2 separate regions of the Homo sapiens genome follow, and region 1 is linked to region 2. A link is a contact called in ENCODE Hi-C or POLR2A ChIA-PET data. All regions are on one chromosome and are shown on one strand. Each heading gives the region's core, a stretch centred on a gene start or an enhancer-like site at or near the end of the contact. The rest is flanking DNA. Distances are from core to core; before and after follow the strand shown.

What was found. A loop is a pair of places that touch in the nucleus more often than their neighbours do. ChIA-PET counts read pairs that join two places held with the same protein, here RNA polymerase II (POLR2A). Pooled maps may share reads with other maps.
Region 1: POLR2A ChIA-PET joins it to region 2 with 26 read pairs in PC-9. The contact joins two enhancer-like sites. A Hi-C loop is called at or near these places in 14 of 168 maps with a recorded cell type or tissue (Caco-2, Calu3, HCT116 and 10 more) and 15 of 50 pooled maps. POLR2A ChIA-PET finds 5 or more read pairs at or near these places in 1 of 52 experiments (PC-9).

Annotation. Positions count from the first base shown.
Region 1 is chr7:51,375,063-51,379,744 of GRCh38, reverse strand. No RefSeq gene overlaps it. Among named protein-coding and RNA genes, the nearest start is that of COBL, 61 kb to the right of the region's middle. Within about 2 kb of position 3,129, at least 3 of the 41 ENCODE cell types and tissues checked have a DNase peak (open chromatin) inside an H3K27ac peak, as active enhancers do.
Region 2 is chr7:51,232,316-51,236,480 of GRCh38, reverse strand. The region is part of intron 1 of COBL (cordon-bleu WH2 repeat protein); the gene reads left to right. Among named protein-coding and RNA genes, the nearest start is that of COBL, 82 kb to the left of the region's middle. RefSeq lists an enhancer at 2,108-2,627. Within about 2 kb of position 2,185, at least 5 of the 41 ENCODE cell types and tissues checked have a DNase peak (open chromatin) inside an H3K27ac peak, as active enhancers do.

The DNA of each region.
Region 1 (4,682 bases), core at 1,880-4,379, 140 kb before region 2:
TGAGCTGAGATCACATCACTGCACTCCAGCCGGGGTGACACAGTGACACCCTGTCTCAAAAAAAAAAAAGAACACTCACTCCCAGGGCATGCTCCCTGCATGTAACCAGGCTGCTCTCCCTCTGCAAGCTTGCACACTGACCCCTGGGCTCCCTTCGTGGGCACAGGCCAAGAGAAAGTTTGTGGCCTGAAAGAGCACTGGCTTGGGGACAGGCCACCCAGATCTCAGACCTATCTCTGTACTCAATAGCGTGAACAAGTTAGTAACCCTCAGCCTTGATGTTCTCATCTGGAGCAATTTTTAAAAATTTTTTATTGGTGGGGCATGGTGGCTCACGCCTGTAATCCCAGCACTTTGGGAGGCAGAAGCAGGTGGATCTCCTGAGGTCAGAAGTTTGAGACCAGCCTGGCTAATGTGGTGAAACCTTGTCTCTACTAAAAATACAAAATTAGCCGGGTGTGGTGGTGTGCACCTGTAGTCCCAGCTATTCTGGAGGCTGAGGCATGAGAAATGCTTCAACCTGGGAGATGGAGGTTGCCAAGATCATGCCATTGCACCCCAGCCTGGAAAACAAGAGCAAAACTCCGTCTCAAAAAAAAAAAAAACAAAAGGTTATATATATATATATATATATATATATATATATATATATATATATATGGCCTCGTTGTAATTCCTCATGTCCTAGCATGCTTCTGTTTGGGTGTGTTTGGAGGGGTGTTACCTGGATGAAACTCTGGGAGATGCCTCTGCTTTTTGGGCTGCCCGTGTATAAATCTTTCCATAAGGGGAGCACTCAATAGTGTTTATTCACCTCCTCCACCCCAACCCTCCCAACCAATTTTCATTCCTCTTTTCTTCCTTTTCTCTGCTCTCACTTGGAGGGTGCCTGCCAAGTGTAGGCACAATCAGAACACCCCAAGCAAAGATGATTTCCCTTTTCTTTGGATAGACTCACTGGCAGAGATAAAATATACTCACTAGATTCAAAAAGATATTTGTGCACCCATGTTCATAGCAGCATTACTCACAATAGTCAAAAGGGGGAAGGAACCAAGTGTCCATCAACAGAAGAACAGATGACAAGATGTGGTCTATCTAGACAATGGAAGATTCTTCAGCCTTAAAAAGGATGGCAGGCTGGGCACGGTGGTTCACATCTGTAATCCCAGCACTTTGGGAAGCCAAGGCAGGCAGATCACTTGAGGTCAGCAGTTTGAGTCCAGCCTTGCCAACATGGTGAAATCCCACCTCTACTAAAAATACAAAAATTAGCCATTAACCAGCTGTGGTAGTGCACGCCTGTAATCCCAGCTACTCAGGAGGCTGACACAGGAGAATCGCTTGAACCCAGGAGACAGAGGTTGCAGTGTGCAAAGATCATGCCACTTCACTCCAGCCTGGGGGACAGAGCCAGACTTCATCTCAGAGAAAGACTCTGTCAAAAAAAAAAAAGAAAGAAAGAAAGTGTCCAGCCTGGGCAACATGGAGAAACTCCATCTCTACTAAAAATAGAAAAATTAGCTGGGTGTGGTGGGCACCTGTGGTCCCAGCTACTTGAGAAACTGAGGTGGAAAGATCACCTGAGCCCGGGATGCAGAGGTTGCAGTGAGCTGAGATCGCACCACGCCACTGCACTCCAGCCTGGGCCACAGAGCAAGACCCTGTCTCAAAAACAAAACAAAACAAAAAAACTAGAAAGTGAGTGATATGGATATGGAATTGCTGCAGCTGTCCTGGAGACACGCCCTTTTGAAGGGAGACCTATGTCAGGAGACTGAATTCTTCATTGGCTGAAACCCCCACTGCTAGGAGGGGCCCACCTGGAAGTCCCCATGCTGCTACCCTGCAATTCCATACTTGGGCACAGTAAGCACAGAATCAGAGATGGGACAAAGGACAGCATGGCGCACTGGGGAGCCCTGAGCCTTTCTGATGGTTACCCTGTCCCCAGGGGCCCCTTTCCTGAGGGCACACCCAGGTGTGAACTTCACTCAGCACAGGCCAGCCCCTCCAGGGCAACCCAAGCCCCTCTCTACCCTACTAGAGAGACAAATGGTGGAAATGGGGAATTGAATGGAGAGCCGAGGGGACGGGACCGGGATGGGAAGAGGGGAGGAGGCTGGGCTGATAAGTAAGAATTGTAGGGACTAAGGACATTTTCCAAGAAATTTTCTCCTAACTTTAATGTAGTTTAGGTAACAAAATAATATATGAAGTATCAATATTGACATCCTCAAAGAGGAGGAAGCTGCACATCAGAGAGCTAGTATAACTGCACGAGGCTGCACAGCAGAGACAGGATCAAAGCAGGTCCAGTGAAAACTCTATAGGCCTCCACTACAGACCCACTTCAGAAATCCACGTTCTAGAATGTTCCAGAACCGATCATGTAACACAGGTGCCAAAGTACAACTGAAAAATAAACTTTAATGTCTTGAGCTCTGCCTTTTTTTTGAAACAGGATCTCACTCTGTTGCCTCGGCTCGAGTACAGTGATGCAAACACGGCTCACTACAGCTTTGATAATCTCCTGGGCTCAAGCAGCCTTCCTACCTCAGCCTCCCGAGTAGCTGGGACTCCAAGCATGCACCTCCACACCTGGCTAATTTTTAAAATTTTTTGTAAAGATGGGGTTTTGCCATGTTGCTCAGGCTGGTCTGGAACTCTTGGCTTCAAGCAGTTTTCCTACCTCAACCTCCCAAAGTGCTGGGATTACGGGAGTGAGTCACTGTGCCCAGCTAAGACCTGCATCTTTTTTTTTTTTTTTTTTTTTTTTTTTAGAAATGAAGTCTGTGTTGCCCAGGCTGGTCTTGAACTCCTGAGCTCAAGTGATCCTCCTGCTTTGGGCTCCCAAAGTGCTAGGATTACACGCATGAGCTATCGCGCCAAGCCAAGACCTGCATCTTAAGAGGGGGACTTTAGACTGCAGGCCTCTTGCTTGCAAGTGAGATATAATTTTCCCAATCCATCCAGAAAGGTCCTTGTATCTTATATGACTCATACTAATTCTCAGAGAGTGATCATCACATTAGAGACTCTGGAGTGTACCCTGCTCATAACCTTCCTTCTGCAGAAAAAAATGTGATTCAGCAGAAAATAATGCACTATCTACACACAGCACACACTTCCTGGTTATCAGATTCTAGCCTTTTGTTGTCTTTGAGCTACTTTACAGCTCTGTAAATTGTAGGCAAATGATATATTGCCCTGTCTAGTAGAGGTTCTCCCTCACTCTCTTGTTGAAAAACCAGTTTCCATTTGCACATTCATTTCACTATTCCTGACCTGTGAATGTGACTGTTCTCAGCTGCCCTGTTGAGCTGGTTATAACGTCACCTGGCCCCCTTATGAGTTAAATAAAATGGTTAATACCTATTCATTTTCTATCTATGTGAAAGTCATAATTTCACCTTTTTTTGAAAATGATCTTGCAACACTTCCTTCATCAGGTGTTTATGACAGCTCCTTTAGGCCAGAAGAGATGCTGGGGTCCCTTGCAGGGCATCCCATCAAGTGGAGTTAAGAGCAGCCGGCAGGTAGCTTCTGTTCCCCAGGGCAGTCTCTGAATGGGAAGGGAGGCAAGGGGAGGAGGAAGAGAAGAGGGAGGGGTTCTGCCCAGTGGATGGGACAAGGTCTTAGCAAGACCTAGCTGCTTAGGCTGGGTGAAGTGGCTCATGTCTATAATCCCAGCACTTTGGGAAACAAAGCAGGGGCATCACTTCAGCCCAGGAGTTCTATTTCAGCCTGGGCAACAGAGAGAGACCCCATCTCTACAAAAACAAACAAACAAACAAACAAACAAACAAAAAACAGCCCAGCATGGTGGCTCATGTCTGTAATCCCAGCACTTTGGGATGCTGAGGCGGGTGGATCATCTGAGGTCAGGAGTTCGAGACCAGCCTGGCCAACTTGATGAAACCCCGTCTCTACTAAAAGTACAAAAATTAGCCAGGCATGGTGGTGGACGCTTGTAATCCCAACTACTCAGGAGCCTGAGACAGGAGAATCATTTGAACCTGGGAGGCAGGGGTTGCAGTGAGCCAAGATCGCGCCATTACACTCCAGCCTGGGCGACAAGAGCAAAAACTCCATCTCAAAAAACAAACAAACAAAAAAAACTAGGTTATCTCTCTGGTTAAGCTCCTAGCCAGCTATTTGACCTTGAGTTTTAACAAGGTCTTTAAGTTTTAAGGGTAAGAAAGTGTGTCAACCTCTTTAAGTTTTGAGGGTAAGGAAGGGTGTCAAAACTAACATTTATTTCCTGAGCTCTTGTTTGTCTTGTCTGGGGTGAGGCTGGAGAGGTGGGATGATTGACCACGCTGGACAAGAAGCTAGGTTTCAGCAGTTAGGCAGTCTACCTGGGATCAAGGCTCCTGATGGCGATACTGACAGTAATAACAAGAGCAGCAGGTACCATTTCTTTGGCACGCATATGCCCATATATATTATCTCATTTAGTCCCCACCACTGCCTGGAAAGAAGGATTAATCTATGATCCTATCATTCAGACAGGAAGACAAAGGCTCAAGGTCACACCACATAAATTCCGGTTCTAAATTTAGCCAAGTAATAAACCCTTTATTGCACTGCCTTCGCCTCCTAGATGTGACAGGGCAATCCTTTGGCCATTGAATCACTTCTTTCCTCACCTGTAAAAGAGAGAGAATTATTACTTTGAT
Region 2 (4,165 bases), core at 936-3,435:
TTAAAGTCTCCTTCACCAGGAGTGAATGGGTGTACCCTCCTGCTGAGCCCCAAGCCTCCTCCCCGTGACCCAGAGCCCTGCCCTGTCCTGTCCTCTGTGAGGCCTTCATGCATCTCCCCTGGAAAAATTGTCTCTTCCTCTGAATGGTTCATAAGATTTCTCATTTCTGCCCAGTGCCTGTTGCACTGTAACCTCTACCTCTGAATCCCCCTCTATGTTTTAAATCACTTGCAAACAGAAACTGGATTTTTCCATTTCTTAGATTGTCCCAGCACTCCTTGTAAGGGCTCTGGGCCTCAGTTTTCTGTCTGTTAAGTGGGATGACCGTTCCTGGCTAGGTTGCCGTCAGAGGCTTGGTATGTTGGTACATTTGAGTGTTGGTCAGCGTTAGTTTCCTTCCACTGGAGGACACACCAAGTGAGCCCAGGCCCCTGCTTACGTAAAAGGGGAAGGGTTTTTTTTGAAAACATTATGTTTTTTTTCCAAGGGGATGTCGGGGTTTCTGTTAAGTTTTTCTCATTTCTTTAGCCAAGCTGAAGTGTTCTGCCTTGGCGGGGAGTAGAAGGTGGACTGTGTGAATGGTGGGGGCCCTCTCGGCCCAGGAAGAGTGCAGGAGGGGGTGGGTAGTCAGCTGGAAAAGTGGTCTGTGTTTTTGCTGAGGCTAGAGAGTCAGGGCCTCCCATGTTGGGCCAAGCTCACTGCCTGACTTACAATGTTTGTTGTGCTTTTGTGTTCTTTATCTTAAAGAGGCCTCTCAGACTGTTAACTTCAGGCCCCTCCAAACCAGCACCTGCCCTGTGGTGCAGGGTTTTGTCCAGCCAATGGGAAGCCGTGGGTGGTGGGCAAAGGGAAGCCTTCTCAAGGTCAGGGATGTCCGCGGCTGTTTCCGGTGCTTGGCTTTAGGCTGAGGTGATATAATTGCTCTCTGGAAATCACGCACTTGCAGCAAAAGTTCTGGATATAAAAGTTCTGCAACAAAAACTCCCACCACAGTTTTGTATCTGGTTGTTCAAGGTGTCTGGGGGCTAAAGGAAGGGCCCAAGAGGTTCTTGGACGTAGGAAGAGATGCAGGGCAGCTGCACTTGCTTAGCCACATCACACAGTCCCTTCAGATCCCTGACCTGTCAGCTGTCACAGCACAGCAGACCTAACACTGGATTCCCTCAATCCAATCAAGAAAGACTGGGTACATCAAGGAATCGCCCGTCCTCCAAACCTGGGGGCCACGATATAAAACTGAGAGGGGTTAACTTGGAGAATTGTGGTGTTAGGGTGCATACGAAGATGGTGTGTTTCTTCGTGGGCTGTCAACAGGTTGGGCTGCTTGACTTCAGAGCATGGTGGAGATTGGAAGTGCAGATTAGTGGAGGAGGAAATGCCAGGCCAAGGCTGGAGATATCCATAGGAACAGGCATGAGCGTTGTGAGGGCTGCAGACTGTCCCTCAGGACCCCCAGAGACAGGTTGTGGAGGGAACAGAACTTTTGGAGTGGAATAGCCTCAGAGATAAAGTCTTCTCTTTCTCCCTCCATCCTTTTCTCCCTCTCTTCTCTCTCCCTCCCTCACCTCCTCTAGTGCTCTTTCTCTCTGTCTCTCTCTTTCCAAAGGTAACTGAGGTTCAGGTGGCCCCAGATCAATCAGTAAACCCAAGCGACGTGTTCCACAGCATGTGCCCTGGTCTAGTCCAGCCTGCTGTCCAGCCCTGGCCCTTCAGTCAGGGTTCTGTGTTCTGAACTTTCTTTTCTTTTTCTTTCTTTCTTTCTTTTTTTTTTTTTTTTTCTGAAACAGGGCCTTGATCTGTCACCCAGGCTAGAGTGGAGTGGTGCCATCTCTGCTCACTTCAGCCTCCACCTCCTGGGCCCAAGCAATTCTTCCACCTCAGCCACCAGAATAGTTGGGGCTACAGGCACACACCAACACGCCCGGCTAGTTTTTGTATTTTTCGTAGAGAGGGGGTTTTTCTGTGTTGCCCAGGCTGGTCTCGAACTCCTAAGCTCAAGTGATTTGCCTGCCTAGGCCTCCCAGAGTGCTGGGATTACAGGCGTGAGTCACTGCGCTCGGCCTTTTCGGAACTCTTGATGGTGGTGTTATTTGGGAAGTGGGCGAGCCCGATGCCAGGTCTGGCCTTGCCGGGCAGGGCTGTGCCTGAGGGTGGGTGGCCGCAGGTCTAACAGTGGACAAGAAGTGCCCAGAGGCCACATGGTTGCTCAGCAGTGCCTGTCAGAGCCACTCAGCTCAGGTTTCGCCAGCCCAGGGATCCTCTGGGAGGCCCAGTCTCTATTTTGAGAGACAGTTCACGATGAGGTGATCAAGTGTCATATTTTCAACGGAGAATTAAAGGTACCCAACACTTAGCTCTTAGCTCAGAAAACACCAGTATCAAAACAGGCTGGCTCTGGGCCTCTTATTTCTGCATATTTTCACATACCCTTCTTTTCTGCTTTTCTTACTGGAAAGTATCTTTCAGTGTAGAATAATTCATCCTAAATAAAATACTTTTGCCATTTATTTTAAGCAGTGAAACTTCTACTTATTAATAGAGGCAGAAATAAGATTGTAAGGTGATTACATTTGAGGTAATAAATAACACAGTCTGGTTGTTTTTATAGCAAACATGCACAAGTTTGTTAGTGGGATTGCAACGAAGTAGTCAAAAACAAGGCCTGGAAATCAGGCTCTCTCCATTAGACATTGGCATGTGCACATCCTGAAAACGTCCGTTTCCCTGAACTGTGGTGTCATGTGAGTCCGTGGCCCCAAGTGAAGGGAGTTGGGGTTCATTTTCCTGAGAAATTCTCACAGTCCGTTGAGTTCCAATCAGTTATGCGCTGTGTGGAGAGCGGGCTAGTCAGATTTCACTGCTTTTCAGTTATTGACAAAAGTACATAGAAATGGACGGGGCTTATCAGCAGGCGGCAGAGATGCCTTTCAGAGCGCACGGCCTGCTGTCTCACGTCTCGCTCTGCAGTTTTTGTCTTAGGATTTCCACTCGGTTTGGTTCTCTTTTCCACACTTTGCTGGAAGGAACTCAATACAGCTCTGCTCCTTTTTTTTCCCCCCACTGAAGGAAAAAACAAACATTTTGGGTGCCTTGGTGAAGGCAAATCACCATCCTTAATATGTTCTTGCCTTCTAGGTCTGGCGTTTCTGTTCTGTTGACTTTTCTTGCCCCTTGCTGGCTCTGTGAGTTGAATCCAGAAGAAAACTGTCGGTTTTGCCATGGGTCTTCTGAGCTGAAGGCAGCACTGATTTGGCCAGCCTGTCTCTGCAGATGCTCATGGAAAACCAAGGTGTTTTCTGTCACTATACATAATTAGATGCCTGTTATGCCCCAAATACATGATGAAGCCATTAAATAATTTTTAAAATTAATATTTGTAAAAATTCATTCTGACATATTCAAGTGCTTAATGGCTGTTTGTATTTATTTTCTCTTATACCTCTTGTGGACTATTTGTCATGACCATTATGTGTGGTTAAATTTACTCCTGATCACTTGCATAGTTATCTACGATTTAATGCCTTAATCATTAAACTAACACACAGCGTCTCTGGTACTTTTCATGTGATGTGGATGTTCATGGCCAAACAACCCAGGAAGAAATTGAATAAATGTTCAGGAGAAAGTCATAAAAATATCTGATTGCTCTTTCTTTCTTTCTTTTTTTTTTGTGGTGGGGTCTCTCTCTGTCATCCAGGCTGGAGTGCAGTGGCACGATCTTGGCTCACTGCAACCTCCGTCTCCCAGGTTCAAGCAATTCTTCTGCCTCAGCCTCCCAAGTGTCTGGGACTACAGATGCCCGCCACCACGCCCAGCTGATTTTTTGTATTTTTAGTAGAGGCAGGGTTTCACTGTGTTAGCCAGGATGGTCTCGATCTCCTGACCTCATGATCCGCCCGCCTTGGCCTCCCAAAGTACTGGGATTGCAGGTGTGAGCCACCGTGCCTGGCCCTGATTGTTATTTCTTAAGAAAATAAGAATCCCCCTGCTGGCTGAATCTCAATGTAGGGATGCACTGGTGGGGTCCTCTCCATGGCTCTGCTTTCTCGGTCATCAGTGTGGCTCCATTTTCACCCCTTCCAGAGCCCACAGCCAGATGGGTTGTGGGAACTCTCAACTCTGCCCTCCCCTCATGGTCCCCCAGAAAAGGCAAAAGGAAGAGACT